Linked DNA regions of Homo sapiens: region 1 is linked to region 2. Evidence: chromatin contacts called from ENCODE Hi-C or POLR2A ChIA-PET data. All regions are on one chromosome and are shown on one strand. The core of a region is the stretch at or near the end of the contact, and the rest is flanking DNA. Distances in the headings are between cores, read along the strand shown. Region 1 has its middle 110 kb from the start of THCAT155. Region 2 holds the start of THCAT155 (thyroid cancer-associated transcript 155).

Evidence for each region. Hi-C counts contacts between places; a loop is a spot of excess contacts on that map. ChIA-PET counts read pairs that join two places held with the same protein, here RNA polymerase II (POLR2A). Pooled maps may share reads with other maps.
Region 1: a map of heart right ventricle shows a loop between it and region 2 (2.6-fold over the local background). The contact joins the enhancer-like site here to the promoter of THCAT155 in region 2. A Hi-C loop is called at or near these places in 4 of 168 maps with a recorded cell type or tissue (heart left ventricle, heart right ventricle and right cardiac atrium) and 5 of 50 pooled maps. POLR2A ChIA-PET finds 5 or more read pairs at or near these places in 1 of 52 experiments (H1).

What each region holds. Positions count from the first base shown.
Region 1 is chr12:3,600,952-3,607,363 of GRCh38, reverse strand. No RefSeq gene overlaps it. Among named protein-coding and RNA genes, the nearest start is that of THCAT155, 110 kb to the right of the region's middle. RefSeq lists an enhancer at 1-295. Within about 2 kb of position 2,537, at least 4 of the 41 ENCODE cell types and tissues checked have a DNase peak (open chromatin) inside an H3K27ac peak, as active enhancers do; they include heart right ventricle, where a contact is called at or near this core.
Region 2 is chr12:3,491,321-3,497,553 of GRCh38, reverse strand. It overlaps THCAT155 (thyroid cancer-associated transcript 155), which reads left to right and starts at 4,735. Exons shown (of 2, transcript NR_126055.1): 1 at 4,735-4,822. PRMT8 (protein arginine methyltransferase 8) reads right to left here. Exons shown (of 10, transcript NM_019854.5): 1 at 5,854-6,233. The coding sequence starts at 5,928.

The DNA of each region.
Region 1 (6,412 bases), core at 1,288-3,787, 110 kb before region 2:
GCCCTGGGCAAAACCTGGAGCTGCTTGATGTTCTGAGCCTGCTTTCAAATCTGCAAAATAGTGCTCTCTGCCTTACTCCCTCGCAGGCTCGTGTGAAGGTCAAAAGAGAACTCCTGGGAAAGAGCTTAGTCAGCTGAAAGGCTCTAAACAAATGATAGTTATTACATCGTCCTCTGTCTCCCCATGCAAGAGACCAGAACAAAACAATATACAAAAGAGAGAGAAAATCCCACACCTCTTGGTAACTGGAAAGGCTGAGGCCATGGGTGAGAGCACCTCCCATTTCCCTGGGAAAGGAGAATAAGTAAAACTTGAATTCCTTCAATTAGAGACTCATCTAAGAATCCTTTCTATCTTCCCACTCTGTTTTGAAGTAGGACAGGGGGCCCAGCATCACAGACGACAAGGTTCTTACCTTGTAGTTCTGGTCTCATTTGTTTCTGTATTTATCAAGCCTGGTACATAAACACAGTAGGTAGGTGGATGGATGAATTTGCTGTCCGGTCAAGACTTCAGCTAGCACATTCCTAATTGACCTGCCTTTACATATATGGTTTCTAAAACACTTTCACACTGGGATGATGACAGAGTTCTGGAGATGGATGGTGGTGATGGTTGCACACACTATTGGGAATATACTTAATGACGTTGAATTGTACATTTTTAAATGGTTAAAATTGTAAATTTTATGGTATGTATATTTTACCACAATAAAAAATTTTAAGAAGAAACACTGTCACAACATTTGTGTTCCATGAATGAAGGAAGGATTCAATTCTCTTTGATCCCCAGCAACTGAAGCTGTAAGACGCTCAGTGTTGGTCTCAGGTTATATTAAGAGATGAGAGAGCTGGAAAGGAAGACAAGCTCACGTACAGGATTTGGTGCTTCACTGTGCTTCAGGGGAGGAAACAGCTAGAAATGCACAAGCAGAAATTAACATGCCGTACAAATGCCTCTACCATAACTCCCACCCTCCTTCCCCTGAGGGCCTCACCCCACCTCACCCGACTCTCAGCTCCGCAGTGGGAGGGTGCTCAGTGCTCCTCGACCTTCTACCCCTGCCCACGAACATGCTTCTCTGTTGAGTGTGGCCCCGCACCCTGTAGACAAGCTTCTGGTCGACAGACCTTCATATCCTGTATGCCAACAGGAGCCCCTCGCCTAGCTCCAGAGTAGATCGTCAGAGTGTGTTGAATGACAACAACAACAGAAACAAGTGGCAAAAATCTTGTGTGGTTCCTGGAATTTTGTTGCATTGACTATAGCAGGAGATACATTAATTAACACCCAGAAATATGTTGGTTTTGCAGAGATTTGCATTGTAATAATTTACGGTAAAGACTAGAAATCAGCATAGAAGGATTGGCGCTGGAGAGGGAACCTGAGTATGCAGTTCGGGGATGAAGGGCTGACTTTGGCTTTAAGCTTATTCTGAGGGACTCAGGAGGGCCGGATTAGAACTGGTGATGGCAGAGCGAAAGGATTTCAATTTATCCCAACGGAGGAGTTTATCTCCAACAGTGCTGTCTAGCAAGGAAACAGGCTGCCTCACAGGGTGAACTTTCTGAAGCTCTGCTCTTAGAAATGCAGTTGGGAAATTAGGTACAAAGGATTACAAGGCCCCCATCTACACCCCACAGTCCTGGATCTGAGGGTGAAGTGAGAGGATATAGCACAGGTGGTACAGGGAGTCAGGATGACCTGAGCTAGGAAGATTTCCAGGCCCAGGAGGACGGGGGGCTAGTTCATTTCTCAAGTTCAGTTTCCCTCCTTTAACCCGTCTCTTCTTCACTTTCCTCCCTGTCCTACTTCTTCCTCCTCTTCCCCACCATCCCTCCTCCTCTTTCTACGTCCCCATCAGGGAGGGGAAAGCACCTGGCTTGGAAGTCTATCTAGCCCAGAGCGATTTGCTCGGCAGCTTCCCTGGCGAGGAGGGAGGTGCTGGATCCTGGCCAGAGCCCTGCCAGCTTCCCTATTGTGGCAAGTGAAATCATCAGCTTCACACTGCGGGTCTATTTAAATCAGCCTTTCATGTCTGATGGATTTAAAAATATGCTAGGAGTCGGCATCTTAAATACAAGAAACACAAACAAGCAGATGAAACTGCATTTTTCCTTCCTCTGTGCTCTCCCCGCTCCCTCTCCCCTTCCTTTCCCTTCTCTCCTTCCCCCTCCCAAAGCAACTTTCATTCATAAGGCCCATCTCCCCTGCTCTCCCCTTCCCTCCAGCCCACTCGGTGGCACAGGAAGCCTTTAGTCTGAGCAGTGGCTGGCAGCACAGGGGTCTGGCTTCCCTCAACTCTGCCAGAGACCAGTAAGTACCCCTAACCTCTGCTCCACCCCCCAGGGTGAATGCTGGGTGCCCTCACTCTAGCCAATCCTCCCCTCACCCCCACCCCCGGCCAACGGGGTCTTCTGCATTGACTAGTGTGTACAAACAAGCCCCAGGCTGGCTGAGAATTGGCTCATTACGCTCACTATGCTCCCTCCTCAAATCATAGACAGGAAGGAGACTGTGGCCCAGGCAGGAGGAGGGACGTGCCCAGGGTTTGAGGTCAGTGAGCAGCCAAGCTGGTCCCTGGCCCATTGCCCTTGCTATCCACAGCTGGCTCCACACAAGCCTTGCAACTTCTTCCCACTCAGTGCTGGGAAGGGGGTTCACTGCACCCAGAACCCTACAACTCCAGTAAGGCATCTGTGAGAGTCTCACAGCTTCCATGGCAGCAGGGTTCCCCACATCACAAAGGACGGATATTCACTGGGAACCCTTCTGGGGCTTTGATCTAACCCAATCTTCTCCTGCTGTAAATTAAGCCACATCCCCTCTAATCCCTGGGCATCATTCCTTTGAGACTTGCTAAGTGGTCTCTCATATGCCCCATCTCCTGGCAGGTGGCCGGCTGCCTGGCCAGCACTGCAGTCGCTGGAATCAGGAGATCAGCCCCCCAGACCTGGCAGTACTGCCCTGGCCGGACTGCACTGTGTCCCAGACCACATGAGCCCAGGTGAAGGGGCTACTTCGGGTTCTCAACAGTGGATGCAGGTTCAAATCACCTGCGGGGCTTTTCTTTATTTTTGGTAGTTTATTTTATTTTTTAAAAATAGGTCAGGTGCAGTGGCTCACACTTGTAATTCCTGGCCCAGGTGGGAGGATCACTTGAGGCCAGGAGTTCAAGGCTGCAGTAAGCTATGATTGCACCATTGCACTCCAGCCTGGGTGACAGAGCAAGATCCTGTCCCTAAAAATAGTAATATCAACTCTTGCACCCCCCCGCCCCGCAACTGCTGCTGGAAATTCTGATTTAATTAGAAGCTGGAAGATCTTTATTTTTCAATTGTTTAACATTACTATTATTAGCACCAACAGTAATGAAATGGAATAATAGAAAGCGAAAAATCTCAGAAGCTTGCAAGCATTTTCTTGACCTTAGATCCACTCTTTGATGCCTCTTCCTCTTTGACCACACTGCCTGCGCTCTCTGAATTCTTTAAGAGGATGTTGATGACTTGCTTAGTGCCACACGGCAGGTCATTAGTAAAGCAGAGATCCCAACAGGGTGCTGAGGCCTCCCGAGTACTGCCAGACCCTCTCAGTGGCCCGGACAGCGGTCAGTGCTGATTGTCTACACCCAGGAAGGAGGTGGGCTCAGGGGCTACACTGACTCATCCTGTGTCTGTGGGTGTACAACACACACACACACACACACACACACACACAGATGAAACCACGCACACTACCCATTCTGATTTCATCCCTAACTCTCTCCTCTTTAGTCCTTTTGTTAATGGCCTGAAATACTTCCCACCCAAGTTTCAATACGTGCTGAGGTACCATGCCATACCCTATGCTCTTAGAATATGAAAATAAAGAAATCAAGAATCAAGGAGCTCCAAGTTGGTGAAAGATCTATATCAGCAAACAGGTAGAAAACAATGAGAGAGGGATGATGCAGAATACAGGATGAGCATCCCTAGTTGGAAAATCCATAATCCTCCAAAGTCTGAAATGTTTTGAGCATTGGCATGACGCCACAGGTGGAAATTCCACACCTGACCTCATGTGATGAACCACAGTCAAAACACAGCCAAAAATTTGTTTCGTGCACACAATTATCAATCTACATAAAATCACCTTCCGGCTCTGTGTGTAAAGTATATAGGAAACATAAATAAATTTCATTTTTAGACTTAGGTCCCATCCCCAAGATATCTCATTATGTGTATGCGAATATTCCAAAATCCAAAAAAATCCAAAATCCAAAAAAAAATCCGAAACCTAAAATGCTTCTGGTTGCAAGCATTTTAGATCAGGAATATTCACTCTGTGCTATGGACATTGAGAACTGGACACCCAGTTGCCTCTGGGTGGAGGAATGGGGGTGGGGGGGACTGCTAGTTCCAACAAAGGGGTTCATGATTGGTGGGGGGAAATAACAGAAGGAAATCAGGGAAGCAGGAGAGTGACAGCTGACGGGGCCCAGGCATGCGGGACACACGGTTTGTATGGCCAGGGCGGTGCACAGGATGAGGACTCCGGGGATGGGGGACAGAGCTGGGGCTTCGACAGTGAATGGGAGATGGGAGATCAGAGCCAGACAGCCTACCCTGGGCAAGCAGGAGTTTCAGTATCAGCCTGTAGGTAACAGAGAGCCACTGGTGGTGGGGGGATCGGGGGTGGGGTTTAAACAGGAAAGCGACAGGAGCAGATTTGCAGTTGTGCCTGAAGAAAGAGTAGAAGGATGGGGTGGGAGGTAAGGCCGGAGGCACTTCGAGCATCACCCTCTGGCCAGCTTCCTCAGGCCAGCACAGAGTAGTGGGGGTGGCCAGGGTGCGTGAGGATGGAGGTAAAGCAAGAAACCGCATAAGCAACAACCTCAGCTCTAATGTGTTACGTGTTTATTCTACCAGCCAGGCCATACCTTTAATCTCAGTCTTCCCAGAGTCCGGCGTGCTTCCAGGCTACCCAATTGTACTTCCCCCATCCCAGACTTCAAGTCATTAAATCTCAAACACTGAGTTTTTAAAACTTAAATCCAGACAGCCTCTGATTTCTCAAAATAGGATTTCTCAGAATGAGGTGAGGGCATGGGGATTGCACACTACAAGCTTCAAGTCAAATTACATTTTTGGATTATCCATTACTTGAAATTCTGCAGGTCATAGTCTTCTCCATGAATGTGAATATTCAAAGCCAGCTGTGGCTTGTGGACTGGGAGGGAGTAACATAAAAAGCTACGTGTGTACAGCTGTGTAGAGTTCACAAGTCACTTCCGCAGCACGCCCTGTGGAAACAGAGCCAGGGAGACTGGCGACCAGGGCGAAGTTGGGGGTGGGAGGGCCAGGGCTTATCTGGCCCCAGGACCCCCGGCTTCAGGGCTATAGTCACGGTTGGGGGTGGCAGGGCCAGGGCTTATCTGGCCCCAGGACCCCCGGATTCAGGACCATAGTCACTTTGTGTGGACGCGGCACGAGGTTTGCCTTCTCGACTGGCCATCGCTCCCCAGGCCTCCCTTGATCCTAGACATTACCCGGCTCTGCTCCCCACTCTTCTCCCCTCACAGAGCCCCCAGAAACCACATTGCCAGAGGCCCACTCAATAGAAACACTTTGCAGAGAAACACCTGAAAGAAAATATTGTGAGCGATAATCAATAGGCAACATTAGCAGAGACAAATTAACTCCCCGTGTGGATGAGAGCCACGCGGTCCTGGCCAGATGCCAGCCAGCATCCTTAATCCCATTTGCTCTCAGTTATTAAAATGGTTTTCCAAGAAATGGCCCATCTCTGTAGTCGCACGCTAATGAACGGCAGTCAAGCAACTGAGAAACCTCACATCTTGGTGGTTCAACCCTCCATTCCTCCGGCTACTCACTGGCAAAGCCTCCACGGTGTCTTTCTGCAGCCCGGGCAGGAAATTCTTTTCCTCCTGGAGCGTTTACTTCTCACTCCTACCCCCAACTTCCACCAAAAATAAGCCATTCTACTCTCCTCCACTACACAGTTGGGGGCGGGATCTTCTTAGAAAGCTCTGAGCCCAGGGTCACAAAATAAGAGCTGTAGAATCACAAAAATCACAGTTTCTTTAAGCTGGGTGAGGACCTGAAGTTAATTCTAGGCGAATACCTTCCTCCCATAAATGAGAACACCGAGGCCCAGGGCGGGGGAGAGAGTAGGTTCGGAGATTAGGAGCAGCAGGCAGGTTGGAGACTGCCGTGGGTGCCATGGCATCAAGTCAGCATTCGCTCATTTAGCAAAGATTTACTAAGCACCTGTGATGGGCTAGGGACTTGTACTTGCCACTGACACGCAGCATAAGTGGGATGCAGAGCCTGCCCTCAAGGAGATCACAGTCTGCTGGGGAGACAGATAGACACAAAAACAGATGCTGGAAATGCAGCATGGTGAGGGT
Region 2 (6,233 bases), core at 3,486-5,985:
AACAAAAACTAGTAAAAATGGTGAGACAACCCCAAATGAAAAGGTAGCAGCCAGTTTTCATCTCTTTTTAGAATAACATAAACGAAGGTGACTCAGATTGCAATCGAAGAGGTTGAGCTCAGACTTCAGGGAGAACTTCCGACTACTGAGACACTCGAGGAGTTTGGGGAAATTCCCTTCTCTGAAGCTTTTTAACAAGAGACCAAGTGGCCAACAATGCATCTTCGGTTAGGTGGTTCTCAGGGACAGAGGCATGGACAGAATGACCTTTCAGAGGTCCCTTCTTGCCTGTGCTCACTCTATCTTGTTACTAAGCCAGTTCACAACAGCACCACCTGCTTGCTTCTCACACACAGAGGCTGCTTTCAGTTACCTTGGCTGTTCACATATTTTCAGGCTGCCCATTTTCCCCCTGCTGGCAGAGTAGACTCCAAGGTGTAAGGACTGTTTTTACAGATTTTTGCATGTTCCACACTGGTATGTGATAATCACTTCACATTGCAGTTAGCAAAGAGGAGGAAATGAAACCCACTCCTGAATTGGAGACAGGAGTGTTGTGTTTCACTGTCTTTGACAGCCAAAAGCCAATTTAGGACTCTGAAAAGCCAAATTAGCCAGGCAAAAAAAAAAAAAAAAAAATTGGGTATCTTCTTAATTCTCCTGAGCTCACTTAAGGACTGAAATCAGTGTTTGCGGAGGGAGGAAAAAGTCACATGGACTATGGTTTTATGGATCATTTCAGCTACAGAAATGAGAAAGTGGGAGAATACTTTCAGTTTGCACTTTTTTGGCAAGACTCCTAAAAGCTAGCAGGATAATAATCATAAACGCTTATTGAGAACTCACCATGTATAAGGCAATGTTCTAATTCCTTTGCATAAATTAACCCTTTTCATCTTCACAACAATCTTAAAAGGCCCAGAGACATTAAGCAACTTGCTCAATGTAGCAACACATCTACTAGGTCCAGAACTGGATTGAAAACCAGGAAGTCTGTCTCCATAGCCTACTAGTTAGTGTACACACTCTGCAGAAACAGACATAGATGAAGACCATCCTCAGAGAACTATGCCTGGTTCCTCCTCTTCCTCAATTCCCTAACCCCTGTAATAATGGGACCACATTCTTCAGCTGAAAGTAACTTCCTGAGGAGAAAGATCTATTAGCCAAAACCACCAAGATACACCATGCAAGAAGTCAGCTCAGTTATCCCCATAACTCACTGCAACCCCTAATCTCATTGTCACATTGTAGGATTTTTTCCAACCTGTAATTATTCCCTCTCCCTGGGCCAGCAAGTCAACAGAACATTCAAAAAAAAAAAAAAAAAAAAAAAAAATATATATATATATATCAGTTTCCAAAGTGACTCTTTGCTAAAACTGTTTCCCAACTCCTGGGGGCTCTCCTTTGAGGTGATAAAACCCTAATCAGGGAGTCATCGCCATAAATAATGCATCATGCATCAGACTTTCACCAAGTATCAGTAAAGCAAGCAGTAGCTCAGGAGGGTCCATTATCCCCCATGGTTCATAATTGGGCATTGTGATTAATCCATTTATCTGCTATTCAGATGAGCACTCCATAGTAAGAGTCGATAATTACTGAATATTGAATAAGTACATGAATAACCAAAATGTACCCATGATTTGACTGGCTTCAGCACCTTGATTCCCAGAATATTTACCCATTTTGAGTTTCAAAGGTTCACAGCAACTAAGTACAGCAGACAGGTGGGGTGGGAGATAGGAATCCCAATTTCCAGGAAGCCATGAGTGACTAAAGCCCATTAGGCTCAAGAGTTTGTTCACAATCACATACATCAATTCAGTCAACATTTATTAACATTTATTACTTATTGTGTGTCAGGCCCACAAATTCAAAAAAAAGTGCATTATCTAATAGACATATAAATAGACACACAAAAAGCCAATTATCTTGCAATAGGAAAAGTGAGAGACAGGCGTTAGGAACACATAAGAAAGGGTAATGCCCCTCCCTGGGGAGAGAGGATAAATGGCAGATCTGGGAAGCCTGCCCAGAGGAGGTAACGTTTGAGCTGGGTCTTGCAGGTTGAAAAAGATTGTTTTCCAGAGAGAAGAAGGAGGAAAGACCGGCACAGGCAGAGGGAAGAGTATGCACAGAAGCATTCACATATGCAGTCGGAGGTCTTTTCCAAGAATTGCATGATGCAGGTATTGATGGGCTTTGCACACCATGCTAAGGAAACTGGGCTTTATCTAGCGTCCTGTAGGCAATAGGACAGCATCCTAAGTTTTTAAAGAGATGCCTGATCATGAGCAGATTTGTGCTTCAGAAAGCTGATCCAGTACAGTAGGATTATGAGGCTTGATTAGAGAAGAGGACAAACAGTTCAGAGGAAAGTGCCTTAGTGAGGGCAGAGGTGAGATGATGTGTCTTGGGCACTGACAATGGGCTGAAGAGGAGAGTGGGACTGGAGGCTTTGCAAATGTTCCAGAAGGCCACAGAGGAGGTTTCTCATGACACCTAGGGAACAGGGGAGAGGGAGAAGAGGCTGGCAGAATGGTGATTCCCTTAGCCGAGGAAGAGAAGCATAGCTGAGTGATCAGGAGAAAGCGTACATGGAACTAACACTATTGCGTGTTTGCCATGTGCCAGGGGCTGTCCTGGCATTTCCTTATACCCATACCTGCCCTATTCCATGAGGAGAATCAGCTCAAGTTAACAGAGAAGGGAACTGAGGTCAGAGCGGTTGAAGAGTGCCCCCAGGGCCACCCATTGCCAACAGTGTCCAGCAAGCACGTGATGTTGATGCTCTCGTACCCTAGCTGGGTACTTCGCTTTGTGGAGGGAGGCTTTGGTCAAAATGTAAGTAGTTTTATTCTTCACTTGCTCCCTTCCTGCCCAATGGTTAGAGTATCTCTCCGTAGCTTTAGCTTTTGAACGAACACTTTCTCCCATCCTTGCCCACCTCCATCACTGCATCTCTCCCTTCCAAAGTATTCCTCTCTGCCCACTCCTCATCTACTCCCATTCACACATGGCATCTTGTTAGAAATAGCAAGGGCAGGGCAAACAGCAATGAATCAGAAGTGGGGGCAGTCTGTGTTTCAGGGCTGACTTAACCCACCAGAAGACTTTCAGCAATTGCTTGACCTCAGCCTCGGTGTCCTCAACTATAAAATGGGTATAAGAAATGAATACTAATCTTTGCTTATCTCACAGGATTGTTGTGAGGATGGAATGAGATAAACAACAAAAAGCAGGAAAAGGTGGCTACAGGATTATCCATCATAGTTGTCCATGAGACTGTGAGCCCCTCCAGAGGAGGGACCAGGTGGTCCTCATGTTTGGAACTTGGGTACCTAGCTTTCCTGGTACAGAGCCGGTGCTTGACAAAGAGGTGTGGAATTCAGAACTAGGACCACTACCACGCTCCCCACCACCCACTGACACACGTGGAGGCGTGCTCCTGCCGCTCTCATCTACCATAAATGCAGGCAAGTCCACAACACCCCACTTTTGGAAGTGCTGCTCTAGTCCTGGCTTATTCCAAAAACAGCCAGTTCCTGGAGGGAAACCAAGTGATTGTCACGCTGCCTGGATGCCTCCGCTAGGCACGTTTGACCAAGTCTGGGTTCTACCCCTTCTCCAGGGAAGTTGCTAAGAACCGATCCGCCAACCTGGCTCACACCCCTCCAAGGAGCCCCAGCTGGGTCTGTCCCTCCCCGCACCGCCTTGGTGCCCCGCACGCGACGTGGTTTTTTGTTTGTTTGTTTTGTTGTTGTTCGCAGGAGCCCGGCCGCCCCTACTGCTGTTTTCATTGATGCCTTCAGCAGAGCTGGCATGTGCAACTGCTGAGAAGGGGGAGCGCGGAGCGGCGGGGGAAGCAAGTAAAAATAGACTGGCGCGCGGCGCTCTGCCTGCTCCGGACGCCTTTAACCCTCGCCGAGGCTGGGAGAGCGCAGCAGCCGCCGCTGCACACTGCGGAACCTGGCAGGGGTCTGCACCCAGACCCCGCGCGGCAGCGGGGGTAGGAGGCAAAGGGAACCGCAAAAACTTTTTCTTAGAAAAATGAGCCGGGGGTGGGGTGAGGTGGAAATGCAGGGAGGAAGCGCCTTCTCGCTTCCAGGGCTCCAGCCACCTGGCAGAGACCGCTACGTGCCCGCTCGCTCCACACTTCACAGAAGCGCGGCCTTGAAGCCCTGGGCTATTTTTAGAAACCCTTTCGGCGGGTGGGCGATCAGAGGGCGGAGGGTGAGGGGAATGGTAAGGATGGCTTTCTGCTGGGAGGCTAGCCGCCTCGCACTACACATCATTCCGAATGTCTGCTCTCAGGTGGGGGCTGGGGAAGAGGAAGTGGTGAGGGGACGGCGGGCACGCAGGCTTTGCCCTAACTCAAGGAGACAGCATTCGCTACTGAATGCCCCGCTGCGTTCAAGTCCCGGAGCGTGTTTGTTTTGAAATTGACAATTGTCAGATGCATGCTGCTTCTAGTCTCTCAGAGAAGGGGGATTTATAAAGCTTTGCTGCCTACGCCGTGGGGTAGGGGTTTTAGCGCAGAGTTAAGAACTCGAGGGAAGAAGACCAGGAAGGGTCTCTCTACCTTTTTGCATTCCGGCAAGACAGAGGGACAATCCCCGCGCCACACCCCCATCCCCGCCCCCCGCTGCATATGGGTAACCATATGTGAAATGTGCGGCAGCCCCACCAGACACCCAGCTATTAATAGAGCCTGGGAGTTTGCTCTCTGTGTCTTTTTCCTGCCACTGAGTAAGGGATGATCTTCACACACATGCCCCACTCCGCCCCCATCTCGGCGCACCGTTTCTCCAGGAAGGTAAGGGGGCTGCCCACGCTGATCCCCTTCGTGACTACAGGTGCCCAGAGCCTACGGAATAGTCCGGTTGTTGTAATGACAGCGGGGTCAGAGGGAGGCGAGGGATCACAGCCTCGAGTCTCGGGACGCAAAGCCCAGCAGGGCTCTCTGCGGCTCAGGGCCAGCTGGAGAGTAGAGAAAAAGGCTGCCGAAGGCGGGGGCCGAGAACACAATTTGCGGAGCTAGAGCGACCTCCTCAAAAGCCCTTGCGGGACGGGTGGCTGCAGACCCATTTCTCACTGCAGCCGGCGGCGCGCAGCCCCCACAGTCCGCGCAGGCTCGGCTGCTGCAGGGGCGGACGCTGTCCCTGGTGCTGAAGGTGGCCGCGGCCCGTGTGCCCTGCCGGGTTTAGCTACCCAGAGGCGGCTCTGATATCTGAGGATTGCAGACTTCTCTCTGGCCCAGATCTGGGCCGGAGGGTCTGTAGGAGGTGCCCGAGTCCTCCTGCCGGCTCGGCCCCCGCGGCCGGGGGCTCTCCGCGCGGCTGCGGGGACGGAGAGCTCGGGAACCGACTCGAGCTTGAAGGGTAAAGCTGAGGCAGCGGCAGGAGACGGTCAAGGCACTGCAGGGGGCAGACCTGGCCCCAGGATTACCCACCCCAGCTCTGCACAAAGCCGGGACCCGGGAGCCCTCACGGAGCCCAGAGGAGAGGGCAGGGGAGCGCGGCTGCCCGGGGTTTGGGACTTGGGGGCGGGAGAAGGGAGCAGCGGGTGGCAGGAGAGGGTGATGGGGTGAGAGTGACTGTTTTGCATTTTCAAGAGGGAGGGGACCTGAGACATGAACTTCCCCCCCACCCCCCACCAACACACACACACACACACACACACACACACACACACACACACACACACACACACACAGGAGGAGGCCGGCAGAAGCGAGCGGGATGAAACTGGGGAAAGTTTGGCACTCGGCGCTGAGCGGCGGCGGCGGCGCGGTGGTCCGGGTGGGCGGCGGGGTCTCCGAGAGCCCCTGCTCGCTCGCCTCCTTACCTCGGTGCTCTCGGCCGCGTTCTCCGCCATTTTCCTCCTCAGGAGCAGGCAGCGGGAGGAGTGTTTCATGCCCATAAGAGCCGGCAAGGGTTTGGTGATACCGAGATAGTAGAGGAGGAGAGAGAGCTGGTGTCGCTTTAAAAGAGAGAGCGAGAGGATGGGAGAAAAAAAAAAATCCAACCCAGCCCCTCAGCTGGAGCGTCGGCCGGCACAGTCAGCCACAGCGGAGTCTGTTCTGCAGTCTCCACTTTCTTTTATTTTCCTCCCTTCTCATCTGCTCCGGATTCCTTCACACGGTTTCAAGTTCTTCTCGTGCCCCCGACCCCCTCCCCGCCCCTCTCCACCCGCGCTGCGGGCTAAGCTCGAGGGAAGCAGCCCCG